Regions from separate parts of the Mus musculus genome. Here region 1 is linked to region 2. The links are chromatin loops, found by intact Hi-C in ENCODE. Cell type or tissue: heart. All regions are shown on one strand. Each heading gives the region's core, and the rest is flanking DNA. Links, peaks and the distances in the headings are about the cores only.

Region 1 (11,491 bases), core at 3,003-8,002, 88 kb before region 2:
CCCAAGAGTTCCAACTTCCTAGAGAGGTCCTCAATGTCCTCTACCATAGGGCTTTTGTTTAGGGCAGGGTCTCAGACTCACAGAGAGCCGCTTGCCTTTGCCTCCCGAGTGCCGGGGATTAGAGGTGTGAGCCACCAGAGTGACTTGGTGTGTGGCATGATGCCAGTCACACCAGACCCCCTCTCTTTCCCTAGAGACCCCACGACTGACTGTGAAGGTTCTTGCCAGTTTGGTAGGCTCTCCTCAGGACCTCACTTCCACCATCCTCAAGGCTCCATTGGAATCACAATCCTTCCATCCTTCAGAAAGCAGACCCCCACACCATGGCAACTAGCGTAAACAAGTTCCCTAGATACCTAGGCAGGTATTATAACTTGCAAATACCAACCCAACAAATCCACAAGCCAATGAGGTTGGTTGCTGTTTACTGGGGAAGGAACCCCAAGAGGTTAAGCAACTTCCCCCAGTTTTTACAGCCTGAAGAAGCCCGGCTGACACTGGCACCTGGGTAGCTGATGTGCCCATTCCCATTTTGCTACCCTAGAGCTTCTGGGCTCTATGTCCTTGCCACTCTCTGAGGCTTGCTTTCCAACATGGACCACCCAGAGGGCTATAATGGCTTCCGGAGCCAGTGACTTAAATTGCAGCATGTCATTCACAACCATGCTTGGAAGGAAGATGACAGGAGGACCCCTCTGAAGCATTTTCCACGGTTGCTAGCCTGGTACAAGAGGCCCATCGACTCCAGCATTAACCCTCCTTTCCGGGGATTAGTACCGAGTGGTAATAGTAGCTTCTTGCTCACCTCCCACCCAGCACTCTGATCTCTGGGTATGTCAAAAACACCCAATCATGTCTCATGACTGGAGCGCTTCCTTCCAATTCATTTTCCCAGAAAGCTTAGCCAACTTCTGAACCTGCTCTGGAACCTGGAACAAAAAAGGGGCTGGCGGGCAGAACTTGAGGAGGAAGATAATCCAAAACTAATTGATCCCAGGTCGTGGAAGGCATTTTGTTTACCGCACCAGACTGACCTTCCCAATTATCGTCTGCTTAGGCTAATGTTACAGCCTGCCTCCCATGCATGACCACCTTTGTCCTGTACAGGGACAGGGTCAGGCCCAGGCTGTGGTAACCTTAGGGACAGACAGCCTAAAGGTAGGCTCTGAAGGAAACTTTTGTTTTTTAAGATAGTGTTTCTCTGTGTAGCTCTGGCTGTCTTAGAACTTGCTCTGGAGACCAGGCTGGCCTGGAACTCAGAGATCTGCCTGCCTCTGCCTCCTGAATTGCTGGGTTTAAAGATGTATACTACCACCTGCCCAAGGGATACTCTTGGCTCCAGGGACACTGTAAAATGCACATCTAACCTAGATTCGGGTTCCCTTCGTTTTCTATCTGTAGAGTCCCACCAGCAGACCAGATACAGCATCAGGTCCTGAAATCCCTCAGCTCCCCATGGGCCCTCGTAAGGAACCCTCATACAAGTCAAGGAGAGAACAAGATCTGCCCATCTCTACACAGGAGAAAACTAACCTCAAAGACGCTTATCCTCAATGTGTTACAGGCACCTGGCCTACACCCTTTCATCATGAAGTTAGGATTGGCTTGATCTCCACCAGGCCTTTTGAGAGACTCTCCCTCACGCTCACTTTAGGGATAAGCAGGTGAATTTGGCATTCCAGGCAACCTGGCTAACACTGGAGGGGCAAAGGTCGGGTCAGCTCCTCTACTTTTCCAGGTTTGTAGGAAGGAAGCCCTCTGGGGGCAGGAAGTTGGCTGTGCTGACTCACAAGCCAAGAGAAGAGTAATCCAGGAAACTTGTCACTCCGTTACCATGGCATGAGGGTGGCCAGGCACCCCCTTCCTCTCTTGAGGCTCACTCAAGGGGCTGGGTGTCGGCAGTGGGGGCAGAGCATCAGGAGACCTCAGACAATGAATCCAGAGTTCTTAGAAGTCCAGCTTCATAGCAGAGTGCTTAGTTGAAACTGTGGCTCAGAAGGGAGGCAGTCCTGGACCTCAACCCTTCGTAAGTCTGCACAATTTAAAGGATGGCATCCTGGAGTTGAGGAGCCTACTCTACCCAGGCTGTGCAAACAAGATTCCCAGGACAGACAGTGTGGATGCACCCATGCCCATCCACCGGTTTTAGCTACCCCAGCCTTCTAACCTCCTCCATGTTTTTAGTGGAGGCTTGACCTTCTGCAGAGGAGAACGAGAAAAGGAGAGGGTAGGAAAGGACCCCCTATCTGACCCTCACCTCTCCTGGGGTCTAAGAAGTTACAATTTACAAGCCATAAACACGTGATACCCCCTCCCCTAAAGTGTAAAACTTTCTCTTTAACTTCCAAAGAAACATTGTGTGGCTTTGTTTCTCATTCCCTTTGGCTTGGAGCTACCTGGCCCTGGCTGGAAACTGCCCATAGCACTGTGGTATGTCTTAAGTAAGACCTAGACACTGGCTGACCCAGGTTCAAGTCCTGTTTACCAGACTAGCTGTGTAGAACAGACAGGTCTTGAAGTCATGGGCAATCCTCCTGCCTCTGCCTCCTGAGTACTATAATTATAAGCCAACTCACTTTCACCTCTTTAAAGGGCTCCTCCTCCAACATCATTTTTTAAAGTCGGTTTTAAGGTTTTTTTTTTTAATCTGCCATTTAAGAAATCAAGATCTGGGGAGAGGGAGAGAGGTAGAGAGGGAGAGAGAGAGAGAGAGAGAGAGAGAGGGAGAGAGAGAGAGAGAGAGAGAGAGATTGATTTGCCTGAGGTCATACAGGCAAGCAGCAAGTGGCAGAGCTGGGAAGGGTAATTTATATCACACCTCCTGGCCTTTCCTCTCTGGCCTAGTGCACTGTGGGCTTCTAAAGCATCCGGGCTCACAACTGTGTTGATCCACTTGTTTGCAGGCGACAGGGAGAGACCCAGACAACACTCCCTTCCCAAGAAAACCAAGGGTGCCAACCACTCCCTTCCTCAAGGCCAAAGGCTTAGCTAATTCACGGGGGGGGGGGGGGGGGGGGGGGAGGCGGCCGTGATGGTGAAGGGGGGGGGCGGCAGACCCCACTGATGTAGGTTGATGTCATCGAAAGATAATAACAGCTCCAGGCAAACTCCAAGACAGGCAAGCCTGAAGGTATTCCTAGAGTTAAGGTCTGGTGCCTAACCTGCAGCCTCCAGGGGCGCCTCCTGCAGAGGCTTCGTACCACCTTCTTGGGACTTGAGGGGAGGAAAATATGCCTACCTCTTCATCAAGCAAGAGCCCTTTCAAGGGGAACATGTCCCACCCTCCTCCCCCACACCCAGTGACTCAGAGGCAAGTTTCTAGAGAAGAAAATGAGGGTGGGGAGTGGCACTCAACCCCTAGGCTGAGGCTCTTGGAAAATGCGGTGGGGTGGGGAGTGTAAAAGGGAGTAAGAGTTAGTGGAGTATGGGGAGGTGGAACGTATTGGGAAATCCCCTCCAATATTTGATAAAGTCTTGTTAATACCTTCCGGCCTTAGGTGTGCGAGAAGGCGCGGCCACAATGTAGCTCATCTTCATCTCCTGACACCTGTCCTCAGTGGGCTGGACCTTTTGCATCCTTCTTGTCCCCCTGATTACATGCAGGGCAGACTTCTTACATAGCAACTTCATGAAAGCAACATTCTTTGTAACCCTAACCTCTTTGCCGCGACAAGGTGCCCGTCTAAAAACACCTGCGCGTGGGTATCTCTATCTCTGGTCGTCCACCTCGCCCTCACAGCTCAGCAGCCTCTGGCTCCCCTCCGGCGCCTAGGACAGCTTTCCCCAGCTCTTCCCCTCACCCCAGGCACGCCCAGCCCGCTCCCAACTGTGGGCCCCGTCGGGGCTGCGGGCGGGAGCGGCCGAAGCAGGAAGAGGGGAGGAGGGCAGGGAGGCCCGAGCTCACCATGGCGAAGCCGGAGAGCAGAGCCGAGGTCCGGCTGGAAGCTTTGAGCTTGGCGCGGCTTAAGTAGAGCTTGCGCCAGGACAGCGCCTGCATCGAGTGCTCGTTGAGGCTCATCACCTCGGAGTAACTCTGGCCGATCCAGTCCGGGTAGCTGACGGCGGGTGGCGGCGGCGGCAGCGGTGGGGCCCCCGAGGGCTCCCCGTCCCCGCTGCGGCGGCGGCTCCGGCGGCTGCCGCTAGTGCTGCTGCCGCCGCTCACGGGAAGCTCCGGATTGCTGTGACTCGGGGGCGGGGCAGGCTCCGGATGCATGGAGTACGCTGCGAAGGCGCGGCTGGCGGCGAGCGCCTGAGAAGGCTGCGGCCCCGGGGCCGGGCCGGGCCGCGCCGCACCTCCGCCGGCCTCCCACTCGAGCCGGTCTCCCGCAGCCGGACGCACCGGATCCGAAGGCCGAGGCACTGGCTGCAGAACCGCTCCGCAAGTTCCAAGCGGCCGCGACCGGAGCCTGCGTGCCGACCGGCGTCCGGTCCCAAGCCGGCACCTCCGCGAGCTCCACGATTGGCCGGCGACCCGAGGTTATTTGCATACGCCACACCCACGAACACACCCCGCCCACAAGGCGGTGGGCGGTGTCCGTGCGAGTGACGTACCCCGCACCGCCTCCGACGGCTCCGCCCCCAGCCCCTGGCTCGCCTTCCTGGAAGCGCCCCACGCTGTCAGGCCTCGCTTCTCTTTGCAGCTGCTCCTGTGGCTTTGCTCCCGGAGCTCTTGACTTAGGCCATCCGAGGTCACCTCTGGGCGCCTCCTGAGGCCTATTTCCTCCTTGGAACAAGGTGGCAAAAGGTCTGTTGGAAAAAAGAGCAAGCGGAGGGCTACTAGAGTTCAGTGAGCGGTTATTGAGCGTCTATTGGGTGCCAACACGGTCCCAGGCACCGAGGGCAGGGTGTAGGCTTGTGATTGAGACGGACAAAGTCGATCCCGAAGATGTTATGCGTGCCTGGAGTCCCAGCATAGAGGAGACTGGAAAACAATGAGTTTGAAGGAGGAGTGAGCCCTTGCCTCGAAACACAAGAGGGACAAAATTCCCTGCACCCTTGCAGCCAACACTCTTGTAGAAAAGACACACAAACATCGAGTCAATTATAGTTCAGGAGACTGTAAATGTGTACAGAAAAAAAAAAGATAAAAAAAGGTGGATAGTAACAGGGTTTTTATTTTAATTTTAGAATGCTAGCCCCCGTTTGTATTTATTTATTTTTGAGACTACATAGCTCTGCCTGGTTTGAAACTTGTTATATAGACCAGGCTGGCTTCGAACTCACAAAGAGCCATCTGCCCAAGCCTCTGGACTACTGCCATTAGCATGTGCCTGCCATTAGCCTGTGCCTGCCATTCCCAGACCCCTCCGTAGCGTTTTCTATTCTGCAGGAGGCAGACTAAAAAGGTTCACACCTTGGGAGTCTCATCTGAGCTGAGACCTGGGCCAGCAAGATAGGCGCCAGGACCTAAGGGAAGAGGAAAATAGGGAGGTTCAGGGTGGGGCTCAGGAGATACCGGTAAGGTAGGGAGGGCACTGGGCTAAGGAACTTTAGGACACGTTAAGAGCAGTCTCACCGCTTTAACCCCCAGCCTTCAGAATGTTTCTTGGCACATACTCCACATTGAAGAAATGCTTGTTGACTGAATACATGTGGGAAAAACAAGAACAAATGATAAATTTAGATCCCAGTCAAATAAATCCTAAGCATGTGGTGTGGCACTCCAGGTCTAACAGTGTGAGAGTTAAACTCTTGTACAACCGCTAGAGGGCAGCCCTTCACTCAACCACATGGCACAAAAGAGAGGCCTCCTGTGGAGTTTCTGAGATTCCCCTAGCTGCTGCCTTCCCAGGTTTACAAAGATTGAGAACTTGGGGCTGGCATGGTGGCACAAGCCTTTAATCCCAGCGCTTGGGAGACAGAGGCAGGGCAAGAGGATCTCTGAGTTCTAGGCCAGCTACATAAAAGACTTTGTCTCCCTGGGCAGTGGTAGCGCATGCCTTTAATCCCAGTACTTGGGAGGCAGAGGCAGAGGCAGGTAGATTTCTGAGTTCGAGGCCAGCCTGGTCTACAGAGTGAGTTCCAGGACAGCCAGGGCTATACAAAGAAACCCTGTCTCGAAAAACAAAACAAAACCAAAACAAACAAACAAACAAACAAAAATGTCTCCAGAACATAAAATGACAACGAAAAGATTGAGCCCTTGGAATTTGAAATCTCACCCCATTAGGTTTGTTTCCTACATGGGCTTTGTGCTTATTATTCCTGATTATCATTTACACCTGTGCTCAACTATCCTAAAGACCTTTCCTTTTGCCTACATAGCCCCACGTATGGTCTTGTCTGGTCACCCTGATATCTTCCCTTGCATAGCTCTGATTGTAATAGCATCTGTGTTAGGTTTTTGGGTTTTTGTTGTTGTTGTTGTTGTTGTTGTTGTTTGTCAGCTTGACATGAACTAGAGCCATTGGAGAGGAGGGAAGCTCAATGGAGAATGTGTACCCCTCAAACTGGCCTGTATGCAAATCTGGAGGTCATTTTCTTGATGAATGATTGATTCACGGATGGCCCAGCCCACTGTGAGTGGTGCTGCCCCCTGGACAGGTGGGTAAAATCCTGAGTTCTATAAGAAGGGCAGGCTGAGGCAGCCAGTAAGCATCGTTCCTCCCTGATCCCTGCTTCGGTTCCTGCCCTGATAGAGTGTGACCTGGGAACACGTAAGCCAAATAAGCCCTTTCCTTCCCAAGTTGCCTTCGGTCTTGGCCTTTATCGCAGCAATGCTAGGTCGGCATCTGAAGTTGTCTAGCCAATTAATGTATTGATCTGAGCCCCACCCTTTAGAGTTTGTGTAGGACCAGGTTTAGTCAATACAGTAACTGACATCCTTGGTTCATGGAAACCAAGAGAGAGAGGGCGTGAGGTCTGGAGGTTAAGAGTCTGGAAGACAGCCGGGTGTGGTAGCACACGCCTTTAATCCCAGCACTTGGGAGGCAGAAGCAGGAGGATTTCTGAGTTCGAGGCCAGCCTGGTCTACAAAGTGAGTTCCAGGACAGCCAGGGGAACACAGAGAAACCCTGTCTCAAAAAACAAAAAACAAAGCAAAACAAAACAAAGAGTCTGAAAGACAGAGGTCTACTGATGTAGAGCAATGAAGAGATCTAGCAGTGGTGTGGCAAAAAAACAAAACAAAACAAAACAAAACAACAACAAAAAAAAAAAACACCTGAGGCCTTAGCAACGGGGATGGTTTCCTCATTGCAACATTGTAACCCCTTCCCTTCTTATCAATCTTACTTTGCCGCAGCCCATTAGTATAGAAGAGAAAACTACACAAAAAGCTCAGCATGTAGTTCTTCAGCATGTAGTTCTGGGTTCAATCCTTGCACCAAAAAGCAAAGCAAATAAAAAAATAATAATAATAAAAATAAAGATATCCAGATCTAGAGTGGAGGGGAGGCTCTAAGCTCGGCCCCTGACTTGGGAGGGTTGAAGGACCCACAGTAACCTTTGTCTTTCTTACTAGATTCAGCTGGGACCATGAGGAGCAGCAAAGCCATCAATAGAGGTACTTCAGCAGGCGGAAACTCTGAGGCTCCGGTAAGAAAGAAGAAGCCGCTTGCTAAGAAACGAAACTGGCACTGGTACGGGTGGCCAACAAGGGTTAGACTCCAGGCTTCAGATTCCACGTCAGCTTCAAACAACCCTGTGGCTCCCTCAAGTCGTCCGAAGGTATGCTATCAACCTCTGGGGTTGCTCTCAAAAAACAAAAAAAACAAAAAAAAAAAAAACAAAAAAAAAACCAAAAAACAAAACAAAAAACAAAATAAAAAACAAAACAAAACAAAAAAATAGCCCAAAACAACTTTTCTTTCCCAAACAGTTCGTGCTTGAGAGTGTAGAGACTCTGCTGAAAAGACAATGGTCTTGATCTATCAGGACTAATGGCCATAGCCTGAGGGCTGACCAGAGACTGCTGCCATAGGTCGCATAGGAGATAGCAGCATCCTTATTCTGTCAGGAGAGAAAAGTTAGCAGCAGTGTAGTACTTCCCAATGACAGGCCCTGTCCTACATCCTTGTACTAACACCTATAGTCATGTAAACTCTAGTGTGTATTATCTCATTGTATATTAAGTGTTATATTAAACTCCTTACAGACTCATAATATTAAATCACCATTTTACAGACGAGAAGAAAGGAGGCTGTTAGGAAGCAGTAGTATCTCATTTAGGATTCATTTATTTTTAGTAGGATAGATTTTGATTTTTTTTTTTTTTTTAAACTTTATTGGTCCAGCGTCTGGGGCATCACCATCACTCTGCTTGATCCTCATATTCTAGATCAGATGAGTCAGGATATATATATATATATTTTTTTTTTAATTACCATTAAAAAGTTATGAAAAGCCATGAGGGGGTGTTAGGGAGTTGGCTCCGTGGTTAAGAGCACTCGCTGCTCTGGCAGAGTTTCGGGGTTTGTTTCCCAGCACCCACATGCTGGCTCACAACTGGCTGTTAAGTGCGGTTTCAGGGATCCAACACCCCCTTCTGGCCTCCAGAGGTACTGCATGCGCATGGTGAACATATGTGTAGGTAAAACATTCATACACATTAAATAAAAATATATAAAATCTTAAAAAAAAAAAAAGCCATCCAAGCTATTTTGATTTTAGCAAGTTCTTTGGGTAAAGTTTGAGAATCGCTGAACCAGCTTGTCTAAGCAAAACTGAGATGTCAGCCCAGCCTGGTGGCTTATGACTCTTAAATCCTGGCACTTGACAGGCCGAAACAGGGGTACTGCTGGGAGTCCCGAGCTACTCTGGGCTGCGTACACACATACATATGTGCAAGCAAAACACCCACGTACGTGAAACCAAAGTGTCTGAAACACACACATAGAGCGCACACTGAGGGGAGATGTGAGAAGACACAGGAAGTAAACAGAAGGAATCGGAAGCTGGGGCAAAAAGCTTCCGGCAGATTTTCCCCTAAAACCTTTAGAGAAGGTGTCCCTCCCAACACATGGGCGAGATTGGGTGACCTCACAGTGACGTGGCTGTCTTTGCTGGCCTGCAGAACTGAGACAATAAGTCTGTTCATTGGGTGTGGTTCGGCACTCCTGTAGTTCCAGCCCTTGGGAGGCTGTGGTAGGAGAGAAGAGTTTGAGGCTAGCCTGGGCTATATAATTAGACTTTATCTCGAGAGGGGAAGGAAGGGGAGTCTAAATACTTAACCAAATGGATCTCTGAACTCCCTGGGTTGCAGCTCTTCCGTAAGGGCAGCCTGAAAGGATGAATCTCAGGGCCCTGGAGGGGCTCAAAGAGTGCAGCCAATCAAGGAGGTTGAATTCTCATTCATCAGAAATAGGGAAAATCACAGACTGTCGGGCGAGGTACACCTGGATTTAGACTCCAGTCTCATGGATGTGTAACTCGGCTACGTTGGCAGACATCCCAAGCTGTCTGGACTCCATCTGTCAAGTGGGAGTCCCGGTGGCACCAGGCAGCAAGGGTTGTTACGTTACGAGTGTTTCGTGACAGAACATTTGTCTGGCAATCAGCACAGTGCTCAATAGATGGTGACTATCTTCCCTCTCACGGGCACTGTGAGGATCAAAGAATGAAGGCAGCCCCATCGCACATCTAATGAATTGGCTAATCTGTATTTACCAAGGGCAGTTCATCTCTGAGAATCCAAACAGGAAAAACAGGTACCAGGATAAAGGAACAGTGATGTCTGGAAGTGAAAGACCTGTGGAGGAAGGACAACTAGAGGCGTCTAATAGGATGTATGTCAGAAACAGCGGCCGCCCTTCCCAACCAGGAGGTCCCACTATTTATCCCTGCCTCCCATTGGTCCTGTCTATACAGAAAGCCTGCTGACTGAGCAGCCGTAAGAATGGATCCCAATGATCCAGACCAAAGTAGGCTAAGAGGATGGCATGGACCAGAGGGCATAGAGGCCCAGACCTGGCAGTGGGGTGTGGAATTATACTGACACCTGGAGCCTCAGATGCCATACATAGAAATCAGGTATAAAGATATCCTTTTGGTAGTTAGGTGCACAGATAGAATACATACCAGTTTGGCACCCAGTAGGCAGCACCAACAAAAAGAATCCTCTGTTTGCTGCTCATAGGATAAAAAGGGGAAAGACAACTGAGGCCGGAAGGAAATCGAGATCCAGTCCAGCATTAGTGTGGGGATATTTTTATCTGGACACCCGTCCATCTGTCTTGTGTCCATTCTAAGCTGGTGAGTCTATCAGACTCCTTTTAGAAGTCCTGAGTCAGGGCTGACCACAAGCAAGTTCAGGGTAGTAGGAAGTTTGGTCTCACAGCTCTCTCAAAGAGATTTCAAATCCATTTGATACATATAGTTTTTTTTTTTTTTTTTTTTAAGTTGGTGTCTCTGCCTTCAACTGCTGTTGCCAAATTTCCCTTGCCTCCTCCAGTCTGGAGCTGGGCCATTTCCAGGATCGTTCTTTGTACAATTAAAAAGAAAAATAGAACCGTTGATGTTGCCAAACACATATTTAAAGTGACACTTTGAATCGAGGGAGTGAAAAATCAAAATGTTTTAAGGTTTAGATTAAAAGTCTCCAATCCTCGGCAGTCCCTGACCCTGGGATTTCTGTGGAGCCTGGCTGCCTTTAATCCTCTGTCCTGACTCATAAAAACCCTTTAGACCAAGGGTATTTATTTCTCAGAGAACTATTCCAGGCTAATCACATAAAAATACCCTGCTTCCCCGGCATACCCCGTCTAGTGCAGGTCCTGGGAATAGATCAGTGGAGTACACACACAAGTCCCTTTCCTTCATGCATCCATTCCACTAGAAAAGTCTACCATGCAATTGTCCTCCTTAACACTTTCTTAGAATCAGAGCTCTTTCCTCCAGCTTTCTCTTGTCCGTTGTATCTAGGGAGCCATCAAGATTCACCCAGATGGCAGAGGTCACTTGGTCACTCACTCTGTAAGAGCAAGCCAAAAACCTTTCTAAAAGATACAACTTGCTAGGCTTAGCACCACCCCACTCATTAAATCCCAGCACTTAGCAGGGCTCTTTGTGAGTTTGAGGCCAAAATAGTGAGTTCCAGGACAGCCAGGACTACAAAGAGACCCCGCCTCTAAATAAATGGTACAGTGGCTCGGGTCCTTTCCATGGGTACCTTAGCTTCCCATTGGTGTTTAACAAATAATGCAGTTGTTTAATAGAACATAATTTAATTTGTATTTATTCTTCTGGGTACTGAGAAGTCAAACTGAAGCTGCGGGTTTTAAATAAACTAAAGAGGGTCGATTTGGCTCCTTCTGGAGGCTCTGATGAGGAAAATCCATCTCCTCCCTCCTTTCACCTTCTGGTGGATTCTGTAGTCCTGGGCTTGTGGGCCCCCTTCCTTCAGTGTTCAGAGCGCTTACTCTGATCTTAGTTTTCATTGGTACATCTCTTTCTGTCTCTCCTGACTACTTAAGATCACGTTGGATTCACCCGGAGAGTCTCCCCATTTCAAGATCTTTGATTTAAACCACCTCTGTAAAGCCTTTCCTATCTG
Region 2 (5,000 bases), core at 1-5,000:
GGAACAGTGACATTGGTTTGGGCCAGCCTCTCTGGTCCCGGGATCTTACCCGCCTCTCTCTCTCCAGCTCTCATCTGTTCTTTAGGGAGTGGTTACCATCTGCATTAGTTTCCTAGGACTGCAGTCTCAGAGCACCGTGTGTTCAGTTGTTTTCTGGGACTAAGAGACTGCTGAGTCTGAAAGCAAGAAGATGTTTACAGAGCCATTCCTATGCCTAAGGCTCTAGGAAGTGCCTGCCCTTGGCTCCTCCCTCTTCTTGTGGCAGCTTGCAGTCCTTGTTATATCCCTCCCACCTGAAGCCATGGTTAAGACAGATCATAATGGTGCGCTCTCTCTCTCTCTCTCTCTCTCTCTCTCTCTCTCTTTCTCTCCCTCCCCACACCCCATCCACCCATATTGTCCATGAGTGACACCAGCCATTAAATTCAGGCCCAGATGAATTCAGCGGAAACTCAGGTCAAATTGATTAAATGTATTGAAACTGTCCCCATAGTCACAGCCTGGGGCTCTCACTGCACATGAATTTTGGGGACACACTGATTAGCAACAATCATGGGACGAAGTAAATAATTGTAAGATGGGATTGGCTAGCAAGGCGTCTCTCCTAGAAACATCCCTGCTCTCAGCTAGAACTCGGAGAGAGTGGTGGCTCTGGGTAGAGGGGATAGAGGGGTGTGTAAGTATTTGAGGATGACTGTAGTCCTCGGATCAGTTCTAAGGGACTAGAGTATAGCCAGGTATGTGGCAGGGCTGTGGAGGGCTTTAGCACATGGGCAGGGATGACCGAGAGTGTAGGTGGATGAAGCAAGGTGCTTCCATGATTGGGCAAAGTGCAGCCCAACCATCATTAACTACTCTATGCCCCGCCCTCTTGGCCTGAGTCCATGCTCTTCTGGCTAGCCTCACCTTATCATGGTATAGAAAACCATCATATCCGTGTGCATGGAATTGTGGGGCTGCAATCGAATTGTGGGGCCAGTGGGAATTATAGGGGCTACACAGCTGTAGGGCTGAAAGACACATTTCTTGTTTTAAAAAGGCTTTCTCTCCCTTTCCTTCCTACCTCTTTCCCTCCCAGCTCCCTCCCTCTTTCCTTCCCTCCCTTTCCATCTTTATTCCACCCACTCCTACCCCCCACCCTCCACCCCTGCCCCCACCCTTCACCTCTACTCCCTCACTCTTTGGATACAGTCTCGCTCTCTAGCCCAGGCTATATAGAGCTCGATCTGGTCCTAATCCTGTGGCAGTATTGTCTCAGCCTCTCCAGTGTCAGGATTATCGTCACGAACTAACGTGCTGGGCCAAGTGTTTCTTTCTCAGCAGCCTAGAGATCAGTTGTTGTATTCTGGCATCACACTCCAAGCATGAGAGAGAAGAAAGTCCTAAATTCGGAGTGGGCTGTGGATGTCAGTTCTAAATTAGGAGTCCACTGTCCAAACAGATGTCGCTTGGCTTTAAGGACAGTTGTGGAGTCAGGTCACACAGTCCCTGCACAGTCCATTATGTAGCTGACGTTCTTGGGGACATGGTAAAAATAGGAGAAGGTGTGATCCATTGTCACGGCTGACACATGTAAAGCCCAGCAGGGGCCTGAAGTTCTCCGTAAGCTAGGGCTGATATTATTTCAGACACTTTGGGGTGAAGACAGTTTTGTTACCGGTCTGGTCTGAGAGCTAGAGGAGCCATGTTGTAAGGAATGGGTAGAGCCTTTTGTTGCTGTTTTTTGAGACAGGGATTCTCTGTGTATCCCTGGCTGTCTTGGAACTCACTCTGTAGACCAGGCTGGCCTTGAACTCAGAAATCCACCTGCCTCTGCCGCCCAAGTGCTGGGATTAAAGGCATGCGCCACCATTGCCCGACCGGGCAGAGCCTTTTTTCTTTTGAGGACTTAGCATTCTCCACCCTGGCACCCACCTGCTTCTAAAGATCCTCGTTTCTGGTGTTACCAGTTTTCAAGACAGCGAGAGATGTACAATCTAGATTTGTTTCTCTCTCTCTCTCTCTCTCTCTCTCTCTCTCTCTCTCTCTCTCTTGCTTAGAGTTTGGCCCAGGATCTTGGGAATGTTGCGTGTGCTGGGTCACAGAGTCTCCTCCTCCAGCTCTGTTGACTCTGTAAAACCTTCTTGCCTACTTCAAAGGAGGCTTCTCCTCAGAGGGGAGCTATAAGGCAGGAAGTAAGTGCCCAGGGGGGCTGGCTGGCTTCCAGTGTGATCACAGAATCTTGTCCCCTGCCTATGCAACCTCAGGAGCCTGGGGGAAGGACTCTGCATCAGGTATCCAGGTAGCATCCTAATCCAGGATCTAGGATTCACCTTACTGTGTAGAGACCTCTTACCCACATAAGATTAGAAGTTTCCGTTTGCGTGTATTGGAAGTTAGAGTTAAGACTTAAACACAGTTTTATGGGGAGGACTGTAATGCAGTCTACTACAGATGAAGTGGTTGTTTTGTTTGTTTTTCCAGGTGCAGATAGGAATAGAGGGAGGGGTTCTGAGACCCGAATAAACTGTCACCTGGTGCTCCCCAGAACAGCAGTTCTGGCCTTGTTACAGCCCCCTCATGAACCCCACTGTTGGAGCTCCAATCCTAATGCCAGGCATTGCCTTCTTAGTGCTGGTATTTTTAGTCATGGCATAGGCTAGGGGCTTCCAGTGATTAACACCCCACTCTGGGGAGCAATGGAGGCCAAAGCTCTTGTTAACAAATTAAATTCTTGGAGAGAAGTTGGCATGATGGGGGGAGGCAAGGTTCCTTTGGTAGGTCATACATGGGGCAGTTTCCAGCAGCAAGAGCCAGGTGAGGGCAGGAAGCTTGCTCTGGGATTGGCGAGAGCCATGGGCTTACAGGGTGTGGTCCTTAGGGGGCTGGGACACCGAGGACACACAGCCTTCATTCTGTTTGTGTGCTCCACGGTCCCTGAGAATGTGTCAATTCAGGCAGAGCCTAAGGAATCCTGTGACATCATTCCCTCCGGAACATTTTTTTCTGAGACAAAAATCTTGCACTAGGCTACGAGCCTCCCCTAAATTTCGCCTTTACAAATGAAAATACACCCCAGGAAGACAGGCGCCATTGTGCCCCCTAGTGGCCATCAAATGCTGTACACAGAAGGGAACTTGGCATTGTTTAGTACAGGAGATTTGGGATACAAGGGCACCTTGGGAAAAATTTAAAGCTAATGTGTTTAATTAAAAAATAAAAAGGAGCTGGGTGTGGTGGCGCATGTCTTTAATTCCACCGCTTGAGAGGCAGAGGCAAGTGGATCTCTGTGAGTTTGAGATCAGCCTGGTCTACAGAGTTCCAAGACAGCCAGAAACTTTGTTTTGAAAAACCAAAAAGGAAATAATAATAATAATCAGAAGCAAGTAGATTTCTGAGTTCAAGGGCAGCCAGATATACATAGCCATGTCCTTAAATAAGAAAGCAGTTTTATTAATACCTTATTTTTTTTTAGATTTTCTTCTTTTTGGGGGGGGGGCTAGAAACCCTTTAGAGATAGGGTTTCTCTGTGTAGCCCTGGCTGTCCTGGAACTCACTCTATAGACCAGGCTGGCCTTGAACTCGGAAATCTGCCTGCCTCTGCCTCTGCCTCCCAAGTGCTGGGATTAAAGGTGTGGACTACCGCTTCCTGGCCTCCTTTCTTTCTTTTTTTAATGCATGGTTATTTATTTGTGGAGGGAGGATCTCACTAAGTCTGGCTAAAACTCATTCTGTAGATCAGGCTGACCTTGAACTTGTCCAGAGCTCATTTTGTCTACCTCCCAAATGCTGGGATTAAAGGCATTTACCCATTCACCCAGCAAGAAAAATTTTAGGTTTATGGAAAATTCAGAAAAATAAAACAGCTCAAGTATGTTAACATCTTAGTATAATACATTTGGCACAATTATTAAAACTAATATTTTGTTATTTCTTCAGATTTCTGCAATATTTACCTTTTGTTGCCCAGAATTTTGTCCCTGATTCAACATTTAATTTCCTCCTCAGGGTTTTTTTGTTTTTTCTTGGTTAGCCAGTGTTTCAGACTGCCCCTGTTTTGAGGGGTTTGTCAGTTTTGTTTTTTGTTTTGTTTTGTTTTGTTTTATGGTTTTTGGTGGTTTGGGGGAGCTCTGGTCAGGTATCTTGTTAGCCTGTCCTTTAGGGGACCGAAGCTTTATGTCTTGAGTTTTACCTGCTGGAAGCTTTCTTTAGTCATTGTTATACATAGTTATTGGGTTAGACAATATTGGGTATACAACAGTGTGTCAGTCGTTCTTCTTATGCTTGGTCAAAATATCTGTCAGAAGCAACATCAGTCAGAGAGACAAATGTCCTGGCTTGCAGCATCAGAGGCTCATTGATAGCGGCAGGGGAGGCATGGTGACAGAAGCCACCAGCTCAGCTTGCTGTGCCTTGGCAGCAGACAGGACTGAGAAGAGAGCTCAGGCCAGGAAGCCTCCAGCCTCACTCTTACTGCCCTATCTCTGCCCTGTAGGCCTCAGAGTCCAAGAAGGGAAGGGTTCTGTCATCTCTCCAAACTGCCACTAACTGGGGACAAAGTGTTGACGTGCACGAGCTTGCAGGAGACCTTGTTCATTTAAATCATAACATAGTCGACAAAGATATTTTATAACTAGCCGTTGTGGGTCAGTGATGCTGGGTGTTCCAGGGCAAAGATTCGAACCCGGGCCACCCCGGTGACCTCTGTGCTGTTGGCTGCCTCCCATGGGGAGCTGGAAGACTGAGGCTTGCTGTATCAGAAAATCAGTCAATCAGACGGTGACCAAGCAAACAGGATAGTCCATAGAGTCAGTTAGAAGTGGATTGGATTCCTGTCTGCTAATACAAATGAGAGAAAATGTCTTGAAAATAAACGCCAGGATCATCTCAAGATGGCTCATGAGGGAAAGAAAGGCCTGACAGCCTGAGTTGTGAAGGTGGGGAGAGAGAACTGACTCTACAGAGTCCTCTGAACCGCATAAGCACGCTGTGACGTCACCTCATACAAGCATGCGCGCCCC

What was found. Peaks named below come from ENCODE experiments on the same cell type or tissue, not always from the same donor. Only the 100,000 strongest peaks of a DNase experiment are listed, where the experiment ranks them.
Region 1: a loop joins it to region 2, with 9 times the contacts of the local background. A loop is called at or near these places in 11 of 42 quality-filtered maps.

What each region holds. Positions count from the first base shown.
Region 1 is chr5:123,007,980-123,019,470 of GRCm38, reverse strand. It overlaps Orai1 (ORAI calcium release-activated calcium modulator 1), which reads right to left and starts at 4,397. Exons shown (of 2, transcript NM_175423.3): 1 at 3,905-4,397. The coding sequence starts at 4,213. It overlaps Gm2479 (a long non-coding RNA gene), which reads left to right and starts at 4,444. Exons shown (of 3, transcript XR_387710.4): 1 at 4,444-4,744; 2 at 7,463-7,668; 3 at 11,412-11,491. In heart, for the core only: CTCF peaks have their summits at 4,619 and 5,693 (motif pointing right); DNase peaks (open chromatin) are centred at 3,830, 4,520, 5,390 and 5,750; H3K4me3 peaks cover 1,980 bases; H3K27ac peaks cover 2,836 bases.
Region 2 is chr5:122,923,737-122,928,736 of GRCm38, reverse strand. The region is part of intron 11 of Kdm2b (lysine (K)-specific demethylase 2B); the gene reads left to right. Among named protein-coding and RNA genes, the nearest start is that of Gm33118, 15 kb to the left of the region's middle. In heart, for the core only: CTCF peaks have their summits at 3,091 (motif pointing left) and 4,498; DNase peaks (open chromatin) are centred at 1,506, 3,076 and 4,546; H3K27ac peaks cover 1,583 bases.